Linked DNA regions of Mus musculus: region 2 is linked to region 1. Evidence: chromatin loops called from intact Hi-C (ENCODE). Cell type or tissue: heart. All regions are shown on one strand.

Region 1 (8,000 bases):
GTTCTTCCTCTAGCTCCTTAATTGGGAACCCTGTGCTCAGTCCAATGGATGGCTGTGAGCATCAACTTCTGTATTTGTCAGGCACTGGCAAAGCCTCTCAGGAGACAGCTGTATCAGGCTCCTGTCAGCAAGCACTTGTTGGCATCTACAATAGTGTCTGGGTTTGGTGATTGTGTGTGGGATGGATCCCCAGGTGGGACAGTCTCTGCATGGATGGGATGCCTTTCTCAGTCCTGATAGGCACCTGAATAGCACCCCCCTTCTGCAGCCCATTTACGCCCAGATCGAAGCATGCTGAGCTACCCACAGGAAGGTGAAGCACTTACCAGGTTAGCTGAGGAAGGACAAACAGGGTGAAACCACAGAGAAATGTATATTTGTACAATTATCTGTGTCCCATTGTGTTATCTGCCCACCTCACTCCAATTCTGTTGAATATTGTAGTGTGCTTGATTAGGACGCATCGCTTGTGATAAACCCTAATTTAGACTAAAAATAGGTTTTAAGAATCTCTGCCGCTTTTCGCCATTTTGCTTGTCAAGACCACTGAGTTAAAGTGTTGGTGTACCCAGAGGGGGTTGGATTTCCTAAAAATAGTCAACGTTATTAAGAGCCTTGGGGGATATTGTGCTATAATTTGCTTTCTAGATACAATTTTTAAATAGGTTTATAAGAATCACTGCTCAATTATCATAAAATTCCTGTGGAATTACATATTGTGGGTTAATTAGCATGAGCTCATTTTGGCCCACATGTTGTTATACATGTTGTACCACATGGGCACTCCAGTCTGTAGGAAAGGCTAGAGAAGGTAGAGAAACAAGGGTGTAGGCCACCAGGAAGCTGAAACCCAGGGCAAAGTAGTGAAAGATGCCAACGCATGCCTCCTGAGAGAAGGGAGTGTGGAGCTTTGTGTTGTGCAATCTTCTCCCACTTCACCTGATGATTCACGTCATAAAACTGTGGCCATGCTACATGTTCTCAGGTTTGGTTAGGAAGGAGTAAATGAAGAATGTCAGAAAGGTCATTTTCTTTCAGGAGCAATATTAAAAAAAAAAAAAAAAGACTGCCTACTCTGGCCAAGGAGGTTGAATTATAGTTCTTTATTGTCTGATATATGTCCTTCCTGTGAAATAAGTCTAGGGAGAGGAACCAGCATTCTTTCCCACCCTTATGTTTTGCCAGATTATTTTATTATTTCACTTTTTTGTTTAACAATTTGGATTTGCTTGAAATTATCCATTGAGATGGTGTACTGGCTGGTTTTGTGTGTCAACTTGACACAGGCTGGAGTTATCACAGAGAAAGGAGCTTCAGGTGAGGAAATGTCTTCATGAGATCCAGCTGTGGGGCATTTTCTCAATTAGTGATCAAGGGGGAAGGGCCCCTTGTGGGTGGTGCCATCCCTGGGCTGGTAGTCTTGGGCTCTATAAGAAAGCAAACTGAGAAAGCCAGGGGAAGCAAGCCAGTAAGAAACATCCCTCCATGGCCTCTGCATCAGCTCCTGCTTCCTGACCTGCTTGAGTCCCAGTCCTGACTTCCTTTGGTGATGAACAGCAGTGTGGAAAGTGTAAGCTGAATAAACCCTTTCCTCCCCAAATTGCTTCTTGGCCATGATGTCTGTGCAGGAATAGAAACCCTGACTAAGACAGATGGGCTAACCCATAAAAGCAAAGCCCACGTCTCAGTAAGCACAGTGACAAGGCAGTTGCTCATTGGCTGACTCCAACTGTCAATCTCCAGATCTCATCCCTCATAGGCGAATCAATGGAGGTGACTTTAATTCCATCTGATTTACATTGTCAGATAGACAATACCTTGATGAGAGTTCTCGAGGGGAAAAACAAAACAAAACAAAAAGGAAAAATACCTTACTCTATAAAGCAATGATACTAAGCCAGACCTATCCAGGAAATAGCAGCCTGCAAAATATATTGATCTACTGTGCGGATAAAACGGAGCTGCACTCGGATTCATTTCTTTAGTTGTTAATAAATCCGCATCTGCCAAATATTTTCAATTTGTAACTCATTCCAATAGATTACCCAAATTAAAAAAAATCAGAAAGATTCTATATTTTCCCCTATTGGCCCCTATCACTTGCTTTCTCCCTTTTTAAAAGATACTTCTGTTTGTATCTTGATGATCCTTCTATAGATCTTCAGAAAACTCTTAATGAGCTGTAATTATGTTCTCAATTAGTCCATCAATAAGGACAAAAAAATAGATTGGCAAGCTACCTTTCTACTAAAAGCTGATAATTACCAACAAAGTGGGGCATTAATTAAAATTATGTCTAGAGCTCTCCTCATATTCAATTCATTAGTTTTAAAACTATGCATGTAGTTGACCTTACTCATCTACTGCTGTACACCTGGCACCTAGGATCATCAGGTCTTAGTAAGTACTGGCAGAATGGATAGATACCTTGATGATAAGTCAACCTACTTAAGACGCTGTTTTACGCCTCATCACTCTATAGGTAAGTGCCCTTTCCTATAAGAAACGCATGTGTGAGCCAGGCAGTGGTGGTGCACGCCTTTAATCCCAGCACTTGGGAGGTGGAGGCAGTCGGATTTCTGAGTTTGAGGCCAGCCTGGTCTACAGAGTGATATCCAGGACAGCCAGGGCTACACAAAGAAACCCTTTGGAGAAAAAAATATGCAAATAGATAAATAATAAAACAACCACTAAAAAAGATAGCTAAGGATGATGCTGTTTGGAACATACACACACATACACACACATACACACGCACACAGAGAGAGAGAGAGAATGAGAGAGGGGGAACAACTCATGAAGCAACATTGTTGAAGATCAGAGCTTTGAAGAGCAGATATGAGTTTGGGAGGTGAGAACAGTTAGGACAGGACAAGCCTACCACTCAATTCCTTGATCTGTGTTCAAACTCAACTTCCAGCCAGTAAATCTGGATATGTGATCTAGGTGATGCTCACTACTCTGGGTAAAGGGAAGATGACAATAGCTTCTGTCACACAGGAGAGCTGTGGGATTCACAATAGCCATAGGGAGACCCCCGTGGTAGTGAGTGATCCAGTTCTTACGCAGCTACACAGAGCTTCAGAGTGATCCGTTATTCAGATGGTGGCAGCAGCGGCGGCAGCAGCGGCAGCATATCTCAGAAGGAAATGAGCACCAGATGTTCTGTGCACACGTGACCTTAGACTCTGCAAACAGCTACAGCCACCTATGGAGAAGCTCACTATGTCCTGTGTGGGCGACTCTGATCCTCAGAGGTTACTTCTGTCTTGGGATAGATCTCAAACCATGGGGAGTGGTTGTAGGACTAAGATTTGTCAGTGAGCAGCGCTTGACAGGAGCATAAAACACTGCTAGAGTGTGGGGTGTATGTGTCAGGGGGAGCTGAGCAAGGAGTAATCTTAGATTTAAAAACTTGTGCTGTCTTTCCCCCAAATCCCTCTAATAAATACAACTTCCCTTCATGCTTTAAGGAAACATCTTTCATAGAAGGTGAAGGATTTATTGGTATAACTGCCTCATCTGAGATTCCAGGAAACATGAACACAGTGTGGTTGCTTTTTCACTTTAAACTTCTGGGAAAGCCAATCAAAACCACAGCATAGTATCCCTTGTGCCTCTCTTGGAACGTGGCAGGGACTCTGGTCTCCACTAGTACATTCTGTCTGACCTGACCAGGAAATCTCTACACCAGGTTGGTCTTTCCTAGCTAACACAAAGACCTAGATACATTTTGTTTGTTTCAATGGCTTCCCAAGGGAGATGGGGCAACAAAAACTCCCTTCAGCAGGTGTGGCACAGTTTGTGCAATCCTGTATTGACAACAACAATAGCTACCAACATCATATTTCCGTTGCTTTTATTTCAGTGATTTTAAAAGTGAAAAGTCAACATGTTATTATTTATAGATACATATCAGAGGGATTGCTATCTCCCTAACAGTGCAAATATTTCAGTGACTTTGAAAATGAAACGCATTCTAACTCCTAGGTCTATTCAGACTCAGTGTATCTACCTCTTGAGACTCAGCCCTCCTTGCATTGTGGTTTTCTTGCAATAAATCTCCCTTTTCTTATTAAAATCTAAGGTGTATTTATTATTAGAGATGCCTCTATCAGTTCCTTGTCACTAAAGAGGACCTTTCCTTTTCAGCTGTATTACTCTGTGGTGGACAAGAGAGGGCACTCTTGTATTTCATGTGAAATCGAGAACATGATTTTTTTTTCCCCAACTGTTTAAGGATTGACTAGAGAGAAGTGAGGTTTTTAAATGGGCTGGAAAAAAAAATGTAAAACATAAAACATCGACACAAATGTATCGCTTTTACAAATAAGTCAAACATAAGAGAATTTTTGGAAGATTACCCTATAAATCGCTTTAAAGAGATTTTGACAAACAAATGCAAATAAGAAGAGACATAAAAATCCTTTTCTACTAAGCTTGACTTAATTCAATCTGAAATAAGTAACCATTAGAAATAATGCAGTTTAAGAACGATGAGAAAGGCTTTCTTACATTCCAAATTTCACAGAAGCTAGGGTTTTTACTTGAAAAGAGTGCTCTCCCCTGATCTACAATGGAATCAAAATCATCCAATTTAAAGTAGAAAACAATGGAATGATATCTCCCCAGCTCCAAGGAGGAGGATTTTTATCATTCTAAAACACAGCCTGGCTGCCCCTGATTATATCCCTTTGGGTTGAGTTGTGCGGGAACTGATGCTAGAACCCATAAAACAGAGCCATCAGAACCTACCAAGTATTTATTCTGTTGGCCCTTTGCTCCCAGGACCACTGGATCCCGTAATCCTCCAGAGGATCCTAAGCTTTGCAGTTGAATGGATTCGTATGGATTATTTTCTCCAGCAGCTGCTGCTAATAGTCAAACCCCAGGGAAAGATCCAGAAAGAGCTCCGTAGTGGACCTCAGAGGGAGCCGTGTCTGGGAACAGCACCCTTATCAAAGACCAAAATGTCAGTCATTCAAAATAAGTACTTATTTATCTAAAATTCTAAATGCTATTAGCACTCTGTTGAGGGTAAGACTCATAACAGACTAAATCAACAGTGACATATATGTTAATACGTCTATTATTTTTATTCTTAAAGAATTCAAGTTTTTAAGTTATGGTAATAAGGAGTCAGGAGTAAAAATTACTTTGTTCTGCATTAAATTCGACTTCTATTGGCTTACCATGAACTGTTTCAGTGACTAAAATGTGTTATGTGGCATTTTCTATCTCCTGATTAAAAATTATTGCTAAATTTTGTTCTTTAAGACTTATGTTCTTAAGAGGAAAAGTATTCTCTAGGGCTGGAGAGATGGCTCAGAGTTGATAGTACCCAGTACTCTTACAGAGGGCCTGGGTTTGGATCTCAACACACACATAGTGGCTCACAGCCATCTGTAAACTCAGTTCCAGGGGGATCTGGCACACATGCACGTAAAATGAAAATATATATATATATATTCAACTACTCTATGCAAAATTATTCATTATTGTTTTGAATATATGTAACACAAAAGTGTTCTCATATTGTTCAATTGTCAGCCTCCCTTTACACTGACAGTTTATTTTGATTGTCAACTTGATGGGCTCTAGAGTTATCGTGGAAACATATCTCAGCATTTCTATGGTAAGTGATGTAGATTGCCTCAGCTAAAATGGAAAACCTAGTGTGAATGGTATTATTATATAGGCTGGGGTTCCAGGTTGAATAAAAAAGAAAAAGCAAGCTGAATGCAAACATTCATCACTGTTGGCTTTGTAACTGTGAATTCAATGTGACCAAACCAGCCACTTCCTGTTTTTCCTGCCATGCTTGCATTGCCTGTATGGACTGCCTCCCTCTGAAACTGTAAGAAAAATAAGGTTTTGGGTTTTGTTTGTGTCTGTTTTTTAATCGGGTTTATCTATCTATCTATCTATCTATCTATCTATCTATCTATCTATCTATCTTTGTCACAGCTTTGAGTAAGTAACTAATATAGAAGATTTAATACCAGAAGTGGGGTTATTGATGTGAGACCTTTATTTAGTGGTTGTAGACCCATGAAATGGGTCTTCAGGAGGTATATAGAAGATCTTTGAATTTTGCTCTGGAAAAGCCTTCAAATGCTGTGAGGAGACACTGCTGGGGTATTCTAATAGGAGTTCAGAAGACAAGAAGGCTGAGAGAAATATAGACATTGGAAGCGTATCTCATGAAATTTCAAAGGGGAGATGAGGACTCTTTTTGGAGCTGGTACAAAGACCGCTCAAGTTATATTCTGGCTAAGAATCTGGCTGCATTTTCTCATGTTATGAGAACCTGAGTGAAGCTGAACCTGGAAGTAATGGACTAGTATTTCTTCTTGAAGAAAATTCAAAGTAGGCTACCACTCAAGCTGTAGCATGGTTACTGATCACTACTCGAAACCAGGCTTATACTGGAAACAAGCAACACATGGGACAGAACAATTTGAAAAGTCTGTAATTTGTTGGAAGAAAAAAGATTGGAGAAAACTTAAAGTTGCTTCTAAGGCTGTAATTCTAAAAGAGAAACTTTATGTCCTGCACTGGGGAAATAGACTAAATATGTTTTAAACAAAAGAACCAATCCACCAAAGGCTCCATGGATATAAATCTATAGGAATGTTTGTGAGGGATTATCTAGATGAGAATAATTTAGGATTGGAGACTCATTTTAAATATGAATATTACTATGTCATAGCCTGGGCTTTTGGACAGAATTAATAAATAGAAGGAGAATGTAGGCTGCATATAGGCATTTCTCCCACCCTCCTCACTGGCTGCAGGTACAACATGATCACCTTCTGCCATATGTTGTTTGGTGTGAAGGACTGGACTGTATCCCTAGAACTGTAAGCCAAAATGAACAGTAAAAGTTACCAATATAGCAGTCTTCTGGCCCTAGATCTCTGTGTTTTCCTCACTGGCACTGAGTTTTTAAGAGAAGCAATGCATCCTTTTAACCTTCATAGCCTCTGTATATATCAGTATTTAGTTTTGACTGATAGGCCACTTTGTCACTGGGATTGAGTCTTGACTAAAGAACTATTAACTGACATTCGATATTGATTTCCAATGTGTACTAAACAACCTGGAGAGTATACCCATGTGAAAATGAATCAGGTGAATTGCGGAAAATACCACATACTTTGACACGGAAAAATATGTAGGGCGTAGAGAAATAAATCCAGAACAAAGCTAATAGCTTCTGCCCTACTGCCTAGCCTGTGCTGGAATGTGGTAAGGAGGCTTCTGGGGGAAGAAATGTCACCAACAGTCTTACTCAGCTGTGGTCCCTGCAAATGACACTACCTTCCAGGTAGTCCTCACTGGTACAGTAGTGGCTTGCCTGTTACCTGGTAGCCAACTGCTTCCTGATTGGATCTGAAGTCTGTTCCATGGGATAAAATTAATGTGTTGTATTGGAAACCTAGTCAAAATGCTGTGGCTGAGCTGGTGCTAAGATCTAGTCAGGAAGCTCCTGCAGTTGTTTTCATGAATTAACAGGATATGCTTGTCAATTCACCTTCTACTGTGCTCCCACGCTGACGCCGGTTTTGGTCATAGAAGCTTCTTTTCTCTGTGGGCTCCAGTTACAGAAGTGACTCATAGATGGTCTAAGCTCTGAGAATAAGGGATACTTGAACACTCAGCCCTGGATAAAACATCTACTTGACTGTCTCCAAGGCTTAGGGAACACTGCAGAAGAGGAGGTAGAAAAGGGGTAAGAGCCTGAGAAAGAGGTAGGATGGTGTGGAACCGTCTTTTGGGCACGGCATGGTATTTGCACTCTTGAAATCTGAGCAGCCTATCAACATTCCTTTGTGGAAAGGGCAAGGGACCCATGAGGAACACCCCTCCCTGAACATCTAGAGGCAGTTAATCATTGTTTGGAAAGGAAGAAACATTTTCCTTAGATGTATAGAAGAGGCGACCTACTCATCCTCCTAAAGATGACCTCTTACACATACATGTTCTTTTATTTACTC
Region 2 (8,000 bases), 950 kb after region 1:
TGCCGGTGAGCAGTGTCTGTAGTGGAGAATTCATAGACTGTAAACCTTGGAGGAGGAAAATGGGGTTGGGAGTTTTAGCACACACTGGTCAGTCTTACTTAGCTCCACTGTCAGTAATTGTACTTGTCTACCCTGTTATAATCACACTCCCCTGAGCCTCATGGGAGAGGGGGTGTGGCTTAAGGGGGAGGGGCTTTCTTGTTCTTCTGGATCTGAGGCTAGCTCTTTGACTTGTCAGGCACATTCACTCAGGACTCCATCTGCTCTTCACACGTTTGCTTAGGGCCTCCTCAGATCCCTGCAGAAGACGTCCGGTCTTGGATTTGAGTCCGCTTCAAGCCTGAGACGTGTTACTGAGGAGAGCAGAATTGTGAAGTGCCTCTGTCAGTGATGTCTGCTTGTGTCCTTGGCCCGGTCTCACTGTTACTCACACCAGCCTACATCTCCTAGACGCAGGTTCCTCATTTCAGCCTCCCAAGTAGCTGGTGCCAGGCGTTTTTGTTTTGTTTTTAACCCTGGCTGTCCTGGAACTCAAGGAGATCACCTGCCTCCTGCCTCCGACTTTCCATCCAGCACAACTGACTCTCCAAAGAAGCCTTACGTCTCCACTTGACTTTCTCTTCTTCTGGATTTATTTCTATTTAACTCTGTGTGTCCCTGGGTGCTGGAGTTACAGACAGTTTGAGCTGCCTGATGTGCATGCTGGGAATCAAACTCTGGTCCTCTGCAAGAGCAGCAGCTGCCTTTACCTGGTAAATCCTCTTTGCAGTTTCCTTAGTGTTTCTGTTTTGTGTTTTTCATAATGGTAGGTGGTGTGCATATTCTTAGTGTGTTCTTACATATCCGTAAAACCTTTCCTGTGCGTGTAGTATATGCATGTGTATATGTCCATGTATATACTTGTGTGCACATGTGCATGTGTGTGTGTCTAACATATATATGTGTATATATGTATGTATGTATGTGTGTATGTGGACCAGAGGTTGACATTTGATGTCTTCTATCAATCGCCTTTTTTCTGAGACAGCTTTCTCACTGACCGTGGAGCTGGCCTGGCTGGACAGCAGACCCAGGGATCTTCCTGTCTCCACCTGCAGCACTGGGGTCCCAGGCGTGCTGCCGTGTTTGGCTTTTTACCTGTGCGATGAGGATCCCGACCGGCCTCATGCTTGTTTCTCACTTTACTGAGTGAAGTCTCCTCAACCCCCAATGGGAAATTTTAAATCTTGCCTATGTTCTTCTGTGTGTTTTCCAACATGGTGTTAAAACCAAGAAACACCCTAAAACTGTCAAGTTTTATATGTCTGCATTCGCTCTTAATAGAGTTTACTGACTGCCCACAAAGAGCCCTGTATCTGTTAGTAGTACCTTCCCACGCTGTTTCTTAGCCCTGCAGCCCACGATCCTGCAAGTCTGCTGTGGTTGCAGATTTGCTTATCCCGAACATTTCTCGTACTGAATCCTTGAAAGTAGAGTTTGAGTTTACCCTCTTTCATTTAGTTTGTCTTTTAGGGTTCACCCATAGAATGGATGACTACACTTGGTACTATTTTATTAAACAAATCTAACACATTTCGTTCATTAGCTGATAGGCATTTGGGTGGTTTTCCACTGTTTGACTGTTAGGAATAATGGTGTTGTGAACACTCATTTGCCTTTACTTTTGTTGTTGTCTTGGGGCAGGGTCTCTTGTAGCTAAGGCTAGCCTCACACTCATTCTCTGGCCTGAGGTGATCTCCTCCTTCTATCACTCTACCGGGCCATAGACATTTTTCCTACAAACATAGCTAATCTTAGTGTTCTTGAGTGTTTAGGAGTGGAAGTAATGGAATATTGTGGCTTAAACTTGTACCTTTTTAATAACTTATTTTGTGTGTGCATATGTGTGCCCTAGTGACTATGGAGGTTGGAGGACAGCCTGCAGCGGTCTGTTCTCTCCTTTCACTGTGTGGGTTCCAGAGTGTTCTCAGGTTGTCACGATGAGCTTCAAGCCGCTTTACCTGCGGAGCCGTGTTGCTAGTCCCTAAGTTAATGCCTTAAAAGAGAGTTATGGCTTACATTACTCTTGCTTTTTTAACAACTCAAGTTTTTCAGTAGTTTATAAACTAACAATAAACTATAACAATTTCTTTTTTTAAAAAGATTTATTTATTATATGTAAGTACACTGTAGCTGTCTTCAGATACTCCAGAAGATCTTGTCAGATCTCATTACAGATGGTTGTGAGCCACCATGTGGTTGCTGGGATTTGAACTCGGGACCTTTGGAAGAACAGTCAGTGCTCTTAACCACTGAGCCATCTCCCCAGCTCCCACAATAACAATTTGTGAAGCATTAAGAGACTGTGGCTATGACTCTACATTGAGCATCTCATTCTGAAACCCAGACTAAAGAGGTCCAGCCAGATAGGAAATCCTATCTTACCTCAGAGGGTAGGAGTACACGCGAGTGCTATTGGAGAATTGGGTAGGTATCCCACATTGCAATATCAAAGATGATATTTTCTCATTCCCCACTGGACATGTGTGATCTGGGCTTTTTACTCACTGGAGTTTGCCAGTATATTTGATCATTGAGTTGATAATGTATTGAATAAACAGGAAGAGAAAGCAGAACTTGGTGTTGATAGGAGGAAGTTGGCCCAGAAGCTGACTGGGAGAGTACCCAGTAGGTCAGCTTGCCACAGAACTGGCATTTAGTGCTGCCTTCTGCTTGGATGGCTACCTTGCACCTGCTCATGTTATTTCTCTTAAAGTATCTTAAAGTGTGTGTCCCTGGGCTCAAAGGCCAAGAAGCAGAGTTTAAAAGTTGCCATGCTTAAAAATAAGGGCAGTGTATTCATTAAAACAGTAAGAATATACCTAGATTTTGGATGAGACAAGAAATCTACCTGCCTGCTGATAGAAGTGCTGTAGAGTTTATTGGCATTCTGAACTTTCTGAACTTTGACCTCATTGTTTGACACCAGCAAAATCCAGAGAAGACCTTTGTGTATTTCTAAAATTTTATAAGATTAAAACTCATTAGACGTTTGAGGGGATGAACGGGTCCAGCAGTCCATATACCTATGCATAGTAGACAAGCCAGTGGCGGTACTTCTGATGAACAGTTCTTCGGTGGGGCTGTAACCAGAGCGTTCTTGTGTCATGCTCTGGGGTTACAGAATTCCAGGCTTGTGCTCCACTCCTGAGTCCCGTGTGGACGCTTGCTTGCTACACTTGCTACACTGTTTCTCATTCAGGCTTGGCCTTGGTTACTTCAGTTACCCTGCTGCTGCTTGGTTAATGAGGTAGAGGCTAGGACCCTGTATCTGTCGGTCTAATAAGTGACCTTAGGACCAGACAGATTTTGGAAACAATGCACAAATGATTTGTTGTCTAAAACAAGTGAGAGCTGCAAAGAAAATGGCATTGTTACACCCAACTTCACAAAGTAATTTTTATTGGAAAACTGAGATTTCTATTTTCATTTCCGTTGTTACCCTGTTGTGCGGTTTGACAGGAGACATGGAATAATCTGGTTAGTTCCAGTCCCCCATGCCCACCCTTCCCACCTCCACCGCTACCCCTGGCCAAGAACAAAGGTACATGCTAGGTGTTGATTGTAAATAAACTGTTAAAATAACACTGAAAATGTCTTTATCTGAAAAGTTTGTGAGGCTTATTAAATGGATCTTCAGGCACTTGAATTTGACACAATTTGAAATATATGTTATTAGTTAGGGTACCACTGAGTTTGGCTGCCTATAAGAAAGGGCGTTTCTAATCAAGAGACAAGCATTATTATTAGACACACATTTATTTTCCTGACTAACTTTTTAAAATTAAGACATATAACTTTGTGGGCTTAGGTATATCTGTCAGGAAAACCTTGTGTAACAGTACAAGTTTTCCTAGTGATCTTAACATTCTCGTGCTGTAGTTGTTTATACAATAGTGTACAGAAATCAACAGGCAGTATCTAAAAGATCACCAGTCAGACCCTGGTCCCAGAGTCGTATTTCATCATTAGTCTGGTATGCACCTTTCCTAGAGATGGTAATAGGACTTCCGGCTGAGGACTCCAGTCTTAGATCATAGATCAAGGCGGTTTGTGGGACATTAGACACAAGAGTTTTGCAAGTCTGACATTTTATAGATCTTTTGATATCAGAATAGTAACTTTTAATTGACTCCATGGAGAAGACAGAGCCCCATGCTGCTAGGATGAGGTGTCCTAGGTCACTGACGTGCCCGACTCTGTCCCTAAGGGTGGTCAGCGTCAGATGGCTGCATTGGAAGGCAGTGACCGTGAACCATTTTGCAGCATGAGCCAGCTTTTCTCCGGCCTTAGGAGGAAAGCTGCAGTGTCCTCAGCTCAGCGTTTGGAGCGCAGCGCAGCGCAGCGAAGCAGGGGTAGGCGTGAAGGCTGTCAGCGCCGGGTCTCGTGGCCAGCTTGAAACACCGCATGAGTAATTTCAGTCAATCAATTGGAATGTATTTAATGATTCTTTTCTCCCATTATACCTGCATTTGTGACATTTTATTTTTGTTATAAACAGATGTTGGTGAAATGAATTTTCTAAGATAGTACCCATAATCTAAGAAGAAAAAGATAAGATGTATCGGTGTCTTAGTCAGAGGGAGGAGATCTTAATGTTTCCAAAGAGTTCCTGACCTGAAAACATTTCTATTCATAAGATATTCTCACCTAGTGGGTTTTTTTAAAATTTTGAGCCCTAAGAAGACATTGGTTTTCTGAAAATGCTTCAGTTTTTCTATAGCAATTGGGTTTTCAGTTTGGTTGCTCTAAAGCTGAGCATAAAGTGATTGTTATTCAGGAAATTCCTCGGTAGTGCCTAATGTGAATGCTCACCAGGCCTGTTATTTCTTCCACTGTCAGGTGTAAAGAGTTCTCTCTGAGTTACTGGAATCCCTATTGGATGCTGCCCTCTGATGTTTGTGGAATGAACTGCTTTTGGGAAGCGGCTTTTAGGTAGGCCCTTAATATTTAATTAGTAGATGAGAGTAGGTAAGATTAGATAGTAGATGATCAAACATTTCACTGTATAAAACTTTCTTTTCCTGTATTTCAGTATCATATAACTAAGTTGATTTTTCTGGTTGGGTTTTCTCTTCCTTTTCTCATCTTTTACTTATTAACTTTAATAATACTATGTGTAAATGCTCAATTTTTCCAAATGTTATTAAGATAAGCTATAGCTTTTAGAGGAATTTGTGGTTGAGCTTAACTGATAAATTGATACCTAGGTGTGTTCTAGGTTGATAGAATATCCTGACTACTGCAGCTTGGGAGGAAAGGGTGTATTTGGTTTGTACTTCCAGGTCACACAGTCCATTTCTGAAGGACGGCAGGGGAGGGACTCAAGGCAGGAACATGGACAAGTGCTGCTTGCTGGATTTCTTGCATGCTTACCTCAGCTGCCCTTATAGAGCCAAGGCCCTCCTACCTCTGGGTGGTACCTCCCACACTGTTCATTACGACAGTCCCACAAACATGCCCACATGCCATTCTGATCTAGGTGTTCTGCTCTCGGATGACTCTTAAGCTGTGTCAAGTCAACAATTTATGTAGACAAGATGATAAAAGGCTTCCATTAGACATTACAGATAGTGTGTGTTTATACATGCAGTTATCTAAAGCTAGAATCTTTAATACTGGGTATTTAGTACCCAGTATTTATAAATCCTGGGGCAGGTGAGATTGTTCATCTGGTAAAGATACTGGAGCTGACATGCCTCACACTGCGTTGGCTCTCAGGACACATAGTGGAGGAAGATGATTGCCTCCTGCAGGTGACCCTTTGGCATCCATGTGTGTACTGTGTGTGTATACCCGCCTCAAATAAATAAAATATTAAAAAACCCAAAAGGTAGTGTGCTACAACACTCTTGGAGGGGATGTGACAGCTAAGGAAGGATTGTGTTATCTTTAGCCTGGAGGTGTTAGGGGAAGCGGAGGGTAAAGACATCCTTACTGAAGGAGTGTAACCTTTTAAGTCACTGCGTGAGGAAGGCTGTATTGGATTGTATCCCATCCTGCTCTTGCCTTCAGGGAGGAATCAAGTATTGATACGAGTAGGTAAGGCAGTCACAGTCCTGAGACATTGCTGGAGGAGAACCTGGGATGGCCTGACTTGTCCTTTGAGAGCAAGAGAGTTTGAGGCTCACTACGTAATGGTTAATTTAAACTCACACTGTTTGCCAGGACCATGCCAGTTACTGCATTCTCGAGTCAGGATGGTGACACTCTTGTGTTTCAGAGCTTGCCTGGTAATGTTTGCAGTAGTGACCTTGGGTAGAGAATGACAAGACTTGACATTTCGTGAAGGCCTCATGTCAGGAGTTGATGAGAGGAAACTATCGCAGTTGAAGGCCAATCTAACCTTGGCAGTTTTCCTCCTGAGATGGCCTTCTTGTTCACTGTGCATTATGTCAGGTTGACAGTCAAAACCATCCATTACTACTCCAGTCAGTAGCTTAGGACATAGGAAGTTGGAGAGCTATCTAGAAGGACTTGAGGGGTGGCTGGGTAGGAAGCCTGCCAAGGGAGCTGGATCCCTGTTGTCTGCAACAAAATCTAACCCCTTTGTAGTCCAGGGCTCCTCTCTTTGTGAGTGGTCTGCGGGATCCTGCTGGGCCCCAGGATTGTGTGCCCAGCTCCCAGTCCCTGCCATGCTGAGGTGTCCTTGTGCCCATGGGCAGGCAGTGCTGTGCCTCCTGCTTATATTATTCTCTCCTGGATTAGGAGAGCCCGTTGGTGTTCTTTGAATTATCTAGAGATTTCCTCTTGTTATATGGAAAATAGGTTTTATTTTAAAACTCTTTTTTGGTAGCATTTATCTTGCTATTGAATTCAGATAAAGCACATTTCCAGAGCATGATGACAATCCCACTGTTCACTTGGGCCAGAATTACCAGAATGGCTGCTTCCCTCTGAAAGCTTAGTAAACGTTAGCCATCAGTTCCTGCAACGTAGAAGCTTCCAGTGGATTTCTTTTCATTCTTCTGCAGTTGTTTCTGTTCTTGGTGCTGAGGGGTAGAGACTGCATGCTTCATCTTGTCACCTTGCGTGCTGTAGTCTGCATGATGCTACCAGAGTGTGACACCCATAGCCAAGCTGTACTTAGTAACGTGTGGGGAGCGGGTGAACTGTTTTAGTTTTGCTTTGTTGTTGTCTCTGAGACAGCGTTGGGTCTTGTGGATCATAGATCACAGATCTCAAACTTGCTGTCTAGCTAAGAGTGACGCTGGCCTCCTGACCATTTGCTTCCACCTCCTGAGTCCAGGTATTGTAAGCATGACTGCTTCTTGAGTCTGCTTTTAGGTAGATTTCATTTTCTTTCCTTGAGGAACATTTTTCTTTTCTTCTAAGGTGTATAGTGTTTGTTAACATTTTCTGCAGGGTTCTGTGCAGAGCAAAGTGTGACTGTTACAGGTCAGTTAACAGCTGAGCTGCTCCTGACTCCTGACTCTGGGATGTACTCTATGTGTGGACCAGTTAAGCAACTGAATGAATTGGAGATTCTCAAATTATGATTTCGTTTTTCCTGAGACAGTCTTGCTTTGGAGCCAAGGCTGGATCCTGTTTCCTCTGACTTCCAAGTGCTGGAACTATAAGCTTACAGCTCCTTGCCTGGTGTGATGTTTTAATTTTGTTGTTGTTGTTTAGACTTACTTTGTGTGTTTGAGTGTTTTGCCTGCATATATGTCTGTGCACCAAATGTGTGGTCTGGTGCCTGCAGAAGTCCGAACAGGGTGTCAGATCCTGGGCATTGGAGTTACAGATGGTTGTGAGCCACCTTGTGGACAGTGACAGTGGAGACCACGTAGGAAAACAGAAATCGTGGATGCCCTGTTAAACAAAACTAAAATGAGTAAAATCTTACCTTGGTTGGTGACATAAGCCCCTCCTAAGTGCGTGAGAGGGCAAGGAAGGGGGATGGGCAGCCCCGGCATCCACCAGGTTTCTGCAAGAGCACTGTGTGCTCAGCCTCAGAA

What was found. A loop is a pair of places that touch in the nucleus more often than their neighbours do. Peaks named below come from ENCODE experiments on the same cell type or tissue, not always from the same donor. Only the 100,000 strongest peaks of a DNase experiment are listed, where the experiment ranks them.
Region 2: a loop joins it to region 1, with 9 times the contacts of the local background. A loop is called at or near these places in 12 of 42 quality-filtered maps.

What each region holds. Positions count from the first base shown.
Region 1 is chr15:94,209,797-94,217,796 of GRCm38, reverse strand. No RefSeq gene overlaps it. Among named protein-coding and RNA genes, the nearest start is that of D630010B17Rik, 33 kb to the left of the region's middle. In heart, a CTCF peak has its summit at 4,175 (motif pointing right); no DNase peak of the experiment used is centred here; H3K27ac peaks cover 1,225 bases.
Region 2 is chr15:93,262,845-93,270,844 of GRCm38, reverse strand. The region is part of intron 1 of Gxylt1 (glucoside xylosyltransferase 1); the gene reads left to right. Among named protein-coding and RNA genes, the nearest start is that of Gxylt1, 8.3 kb to the left of the region's middle. In heart, CTCF peaks have their summits at 4,936 (motif pointing left) and 7,815 (motif pointing left); a DNase peak (open chromatin) is centred at 364.